Linked DNA regions of Homo sapiens: region 2 is linked to region 1. A link is a loop called in an ENCODE intact Hi-C map of the cell type or tissue named here. Cell type or tissue: dorsolateral prefrontal cortex. All regions are shown on one strand. Each heading gives the region's core, and the rest is flanking DNA. Links, peaks and the distances in the headings are about the cores only. Region 1 overlaps NTM (neurotrimin). Region 2 overlaps NTM (neurotrimin).

Region 1 (2,912 bases), core at 206-2,705:
AATTGACTGCAGGTAACTGAAATGTGGATAAGGGAGAATGACTGTATATCACTCTGAGAAGTGGATAAAAGCTCTTTCCCTCCTCCCAGAGTGCACAAATGTGCTCTAGGGAAATGGATAAATGTACATGCATAAGTAACTTTTCATTGAGCAGCTCCAAAGACCACAGGTAAAGGCACTTTCCTCATACAAACATTGGTTCACATTAAGTCTCTTTTCAAGGTGATTAAAACGACTCAGAAAGTTAAGATGTTCCCTTTTTGCAGTTAAGACCACAGAGTAGCATTTACGTTTTAAATATTGAAGACGCAAGTCTGTCTCTAGCCACAGGCACTGGCTTACTATTTTCTTGGTCCCAGAGCCAGACCAACTAACTCCACTTACCATTTCTATCAGTGGCTTGAGGGTGTCCAGAGAATATAGTTACAAGACTGGATTTTTAAAAGGAAGGAAGAAACCCAAGGCTCTCAGGAGAGGACCGAAGTGACTCAATGTGCCTGTCATGAGATTCAGTAAGTTTTCACCTAAGCAGATCTATTATGTGGCCAGAAAAAACAGTGTCACAAAAGACAGCCCTCTGCACTGGCACTGTCCTTTGCTTGTCAGTTTGTATACAAGAGCTACATACAATGCCCTGGAAAACAGCACTTCGTGGAATTGTGTAATATTTTATAGCAGCATCCAGTCTGCAGACTCAAAATCCCAGTGACTAAGAACAAAGGTGGGACATGCAGAACATATGTGGGAAACATTCCTCGGACCCAGGGGTGGGACAGGTCAGCCAGGGGAGGAGGAGGCTGAAGAAAGGGAAGAGCCACAGAAAGGCTGAAAGTGGGGACAAAAGGCTTCCAGCACCTCCCTTGCACTCTATTTGGGCTTTGTCATACTTTCTGCCTTAACTCAAATACTACAGGGTCATCCCTGATGGGTATAAAGGGGAAGGAGTCATGGGTCAGAAAGAGTTCCTAGGACATTCTTGCCCTCGAGGTTTCCTGGCTTTGCAGCTGGAACCAGGGCTGGCTCCCGGGCAGGGAGAGGAGACGCTTCCTGATGAAGTTCGGGCCCACCCCTTTCTCTGAGCAAATATGCCAGTAGCATTTGGGTTAATGAACTGTGCCTTTTAATAAATGGTTCTTATCTCACCAGAGTGGTGCTAAATTGTCAGGATTTTAAATTAACTTAATAGTTTCGTGGATGGTACTTATTCACTGGTTACTCCGAAAGTAGCGCGGCCCCCAGCCAGGACTTCTTATTGAATTATGCAACAGTTAGTTATTTCATTTAGGTTTAAGGGGAAGTGTTTAGGATTAATGTGCAATGCCTCAGTGCCCCCCTTAATGGGCATTTCCAGGCCTCCCCTAAACTAAAAGCCAGTTATTAATCACTGGGTCACTCAGTTGTTCTGTCGATTGAGAGAAGTGATTGCTCTGGTCCAGGAATGGCCAACACCCTCCCCGGCCAAAAGAGGGAGACAAAACGCCTGTCTTCTCTTGCTCACGTTTGCAAAATATTTGCTGAGATGTGCAAACCCCTATCCTGCCTGTAAGAAGCTTACGTAAGTTAGAAAGTGGAAGTACTATGACAGAGGCAGCTGTGAAATCCTTGGACTTTTGAAGAGGAAGAAAAATGAATTCTGTGGAGAGGAGAGGCAGAGTAGGGGTGAAGCATCTAGAAGGTGCTAACATTTGAAAACTGTATAACATTTATGTGATTGAAAATATGAAGAGCATTCTAGGTAAAATTTTAATCTTGTGCCTCTCTACCAGATAATGATCAGCCTTTGGGCAAAAAGAATTGCCACTTTTGAGTATTTACTTTGAGGCTGGTGTGAGTTCATTGCAGAACCTTATGAGGTATCAACCAGTTTGTTTTCACCTTGCAGATGAGAAAACTGGGGCTCCGAGATGGTAGATGCCTTGTCCAAAGCTCCAGGATTTTTGGCACACAAAGATTCTAACTCAAGCCCAAGTTCATCAGTGACATTGTTTTCTCGTATTCTCAGCTAAATCACTCCTGCCCTGCAGACATCACATCGGCACTCAGATCATCTGCAAAACTTTTGTCAGGGATTCCATTCTGTCACACCACAAACCTGACTTTATTGTTCAGTGGAGGGTGAGGCAATTCCTTTAATTTACTCCAGAGGCATCATATCATCCCAAAGCAGGTTCACCCATCATGCATCAGAAACTACCTTTGGAGAAACAGAAATCAGGTAGCATGTGGCAAGTATCAATGTTGTGCCAAGCACCGTGCCAGGCAGGGACTGCAGCAGGCAAGAGGTTGCTAAGACATTATCTGCACCCTCCAAAGCTGTCAGGGCCTACATAGGAGGAACACTGTCCCCACTAACTGGAGATATGCAAGCCATGACAGAAATCATTGATGTCAGCAAACAACTAACAGGCAGGTGTACAGCCAAATACTAACTGTGAAGCGAAATCTAGTTAAGACTGCAAAGTATTAGCATCAAACACTTGTTTGAGAAGCAGAAGGAAGCAGGAGGGTGTATAATGGAGATTGAGAATGGACATTTACCCCTTTGCACTTTGAGTCCTCATTGAAGCTGCCCCTGAGAGCCCCCATCTGGGCTACAAAGAGGTGTTGGAGGGAGGAAACCTGGAGAAGCTTAGGCACAGCCTTCTGGCTGCCTTCCACAGAGAGGTGCAGGAGTCCCACGGTAGTTAACTGGGACCGCCCTGCTGGGAACTTCAGGTGTCTCTGCCCCCGGGCAAGGACTCTACTGAGACTGAGGAGAAACAGAAAACAAAACCTGGCCCTTTCAGCTTCTCTGCTGGTCCCTGGGAGAGGCACAAGGGGCCTGCTGAGTGGAGTGACCTTGAGAAGGTCGAGCAGGCCTCTGAAGTGGTGCAGCGGCACGGGGGCAGGGGAGCGGCATGAGCCATAAAGGA
Region 2 (2,912 bases), core at 141-2,640, 96 kb after region 1:
AGGACTTTTGCCTCCCTTGTTTATTGACAGATAGATGTATCCTTGGCACCCAGGACCAGCCCGGCACATCAGAGCTGTGTAACACAGCATCTGATCGAATGCTTTTGTTGCCTGAGTGCAGGGTGGAGGACGAGAGACCTGAGATCAACCTTGGCTTTGGCAGGGCAGAAGTCATCATATCCATGGCGAGATGTGATTCCCTCTGGCTGATGGAGATCAAATCCTCACTGGATTCTGTTCAGGAGACAAGGGAAGATGAGGAAGTACAGACAGAGGAAACAGACAACTTTCTCAGGGAGGTTTATGGGTCAGAGAGGAGAGGGACTGCAGTCAGGGTCAGGGAGGCCTTGGCTGTTGCCTCTTTATCTCCAGATGAGAGGAAATAAAGACATTTGTGTGCAGAGTGTGCATGCCCACAGGAACTCTCCAGTAAGGGGAGCCGTTGATGATGAGGGTACAAAGGAATGAGAGCTGATGTCCTGTGCCTGGGGGAAGGTGTGGAGGACTATGCAATCCTGTGCACAGGTAAGGGGCTGTCTGCAGGTAGACCAGCTTCACTCAGCAGAAATAAGAGGAGAGGTTAGAGCAGGAACATGCAGGGTAGATCTGGGGAGGATAAGGTTGAGTGTTGCAGTTTCCATCTGATTGTTTCTGGCTCTGCAGTAATGTAAGAAGTGAGGTCCTCACCGAGGAGGGTCAGAGACAGCAGAAGGTGGAGGAAAGGAGAGCAGGTGCACCAGGAAAACGGACTGGGATCATTGGGTCGTGTCAAGTCCACTTCATATTTGAGGTTACAATTTTTTTTTTTTTGAGACAAGGTCTTACTCTGTTGCTCAGGCTGGAGTGCAGTGGCACAGTCATGGCTCACTGTAGCCTTAACCTCCCAGACTCAAGCAATTTTCCCACCTCAGCCTCCCAAATAGCTGGGACCACAGGCACACTCCACTATGCCTGGCTAATTGTTTCTCTTTTTTTTGTAGAGAGAGTCTCACTGTGTTGCTCAGCCTGGGCTCAAGTGATCCTCCTTCCTTGGCCTCCTAAAGTGTTAGGACTACAGGTGCGAGCCACCACGCCCCACTGAGGTTATACATTTAAACTTAAGCTAAGTGGCAGGGTTGTGCGTGTTTCTTTAATCCATTTGGCTTCTCTATTAGAGGTGAAGTTAACTGGGGTAGGAATTAACTCAGATGCCATCACCAACCCCTACACTGACTACCTTTGTTAGGGTCATTAGTGCTTTAAGGCCAGGCGGGTCAGAGCATGAAGTCCAAAGACATGGCCTTATAAGAATTGGATTCCAGAAAAGGTGCTGATCCAGCTGTCTCTGACCCACACTTCTGAGGACTGCTCATCCAGGGCTCCCTGGCCCCACCAGCTTCCTCCAGGCCCCTGCTTCTGGACACTGTGGCTTGTCCCTCCACATCCCCCTGCCAGTCCCCTTTGAGCCCCACCAGCCACCTCTGTCCTCACCCTTCCTATCTCTGTCTCGCACAGCGCATGCCTGAATTCAGCCTGTTTGGGTTGCCTGTTCCCACTCTGACTTGCAAATGCAGACCCCTTGGGCTCACATTCTGGAGAAAACATAAACACCTCTCCTCTGTTGGCATGGGGATACCCTCAAATTTGGTGGCTCTCGGCTGCCCCCACCTGCCATAAATCAGATAGGACCGCAGCTACCCAGCTCAGCCCTGGTAAACCCCTTGGGGCTTGGCAGGAATGGCTTTCCCGGATCGAATTTCTTGGCAGAGAATTGGAAGGGATTTAAAATAACTGAGCACACCATACCACCCGTTTCCAGCTCCAAATAGAATTTGGAGTCCATTTCACACAGCGCTGGGGTTCTCTCACCCACAGATGGTGTTACCAAAATTGTGTGTGCTGCTGCTCTGTTTGTCTCTAGGCTTGTCTACCTCGACCTGCACTGCTGGCCTTTCCAAACTCTTCCTGGCCTGCGTGCTCCATGGCCATCTGGGTGTCAGCGTGCCCTCACATGTCTGTCAGCTGCCAGACTCCCTGGATCTCTGTCTATTGATTGATCTGTAAATTTCCCGCACTGTGCATCCATCAGCCGTCCACCCCCTCCACTCCTCCTGCATGCACATATGCCTGCCTGCACCCCGCTCCAGCCTGGAGGAAGCTTTCTCTCCTCTTTTGGCAATTGGCGGTCATGTCTCAGAATCCACAATATGTTGATTCTTTTCAGAATCAACACACCCTCTCCTCCGCACTATCTGACCTGGCTGGACAACAGGCAGAGGCTGTTGACATGAGTTGAGGGTGCTGCTCTATACCACAGTGGGGTATACTGCAGGGGAAAGAGGTGTGGTCTCAGAGTCATGAAACCTACCTTCTACTTGACCATTGGGAAGTCACGAATCTCTGAGTCATTCTCCTCATCTAAGAAATAGGGGTAATATTACCTGTCCCACAGGAGTGGTTTGAGGATTTGATGATGTCTCTGTGAAGCTCAGCTCACAGCACAAAGTAGGGATTTAAAAATGCTCTTTAATCTGTGGTCTATGGTAACTATCAAACAAGTAATGCTAACAACGATCATTTATTGAATAATTATTCTCAGTGTGTTAAGGACTTTATATATTTCATTGTGTTTAATTTTTGTAAGACTTAATGACTTTGATCATCAAAGTATGGTTCCCCAAACAGCAGCCTCAGCATTACCTGGGAATAGTTACAAATGCTGAATCTCAGTCTCCATCACCAAGCGTTTTCCATCAGAATTGGCATTTTAACAAGATTCCCAAGATGTTGAAAGTGACATCCTGCGATTATTTACCCCCTTTTCACAGGTGAGGACACTGAGACCTAAACTGGGTGCATAATTTGTCCTGGATCACACAGCAGGCAGCTGGCAAATCTAGGTTCTAAAACTGGCTTCCCAGATATCAGTCCTT

What was found. Hi-C counts contacts between places; a loop is a spot of excess contacts. Peaks named below come from ENCODE experiments on the same cell type or tissue, not always from the same donor. Only the 100,000 strongest peaks of a DNase experiment are listed, where the experiment ranks them.
Region 2: a loop joins it to region 1, with 3 times the contacts of the local background. A loop is called at or near these places in 29 of 110 quality-filtered maps.

Annotation. Positions count from the first base shown.
Region 1 is chr11:131,406,755-131,409,666 of GRCh38, forward strand. All of the region lies in intron 1 of NTM (neurotrimin), which reads left to right. Among named protein-coding and RNA genes, the nearest start is that of NTM, 38 kb to the left of the region's middle. In dorsolateral prefrontal cortex, for the core only: CTCF peaks have their summits at 1,448 (motif pointing right) and 1,652; a DNase peak (open chromatin) is centred at 1,454; H3K27ac peaks cover 406 bases.
Region 2 is chr11:131,502,731-131,505,642 of GRCh38, forward strand. All of the region lies in intron 1 of NTM (neurotrimin), which reads left to right. Among named protein-coding and RNA genes, the nearest start is that of NTM-AS2, 37 kb to the right of the region's middle. In dorsolateral prefrontal cortex, for the core only: a CTCF peak has its summit at 1,669; DNase peaks (open chromatin) are centred at 1,631 and 1,981; H3K4me3 peaks cover 587 bases; H3K27ac peaks cover 2,500 bases.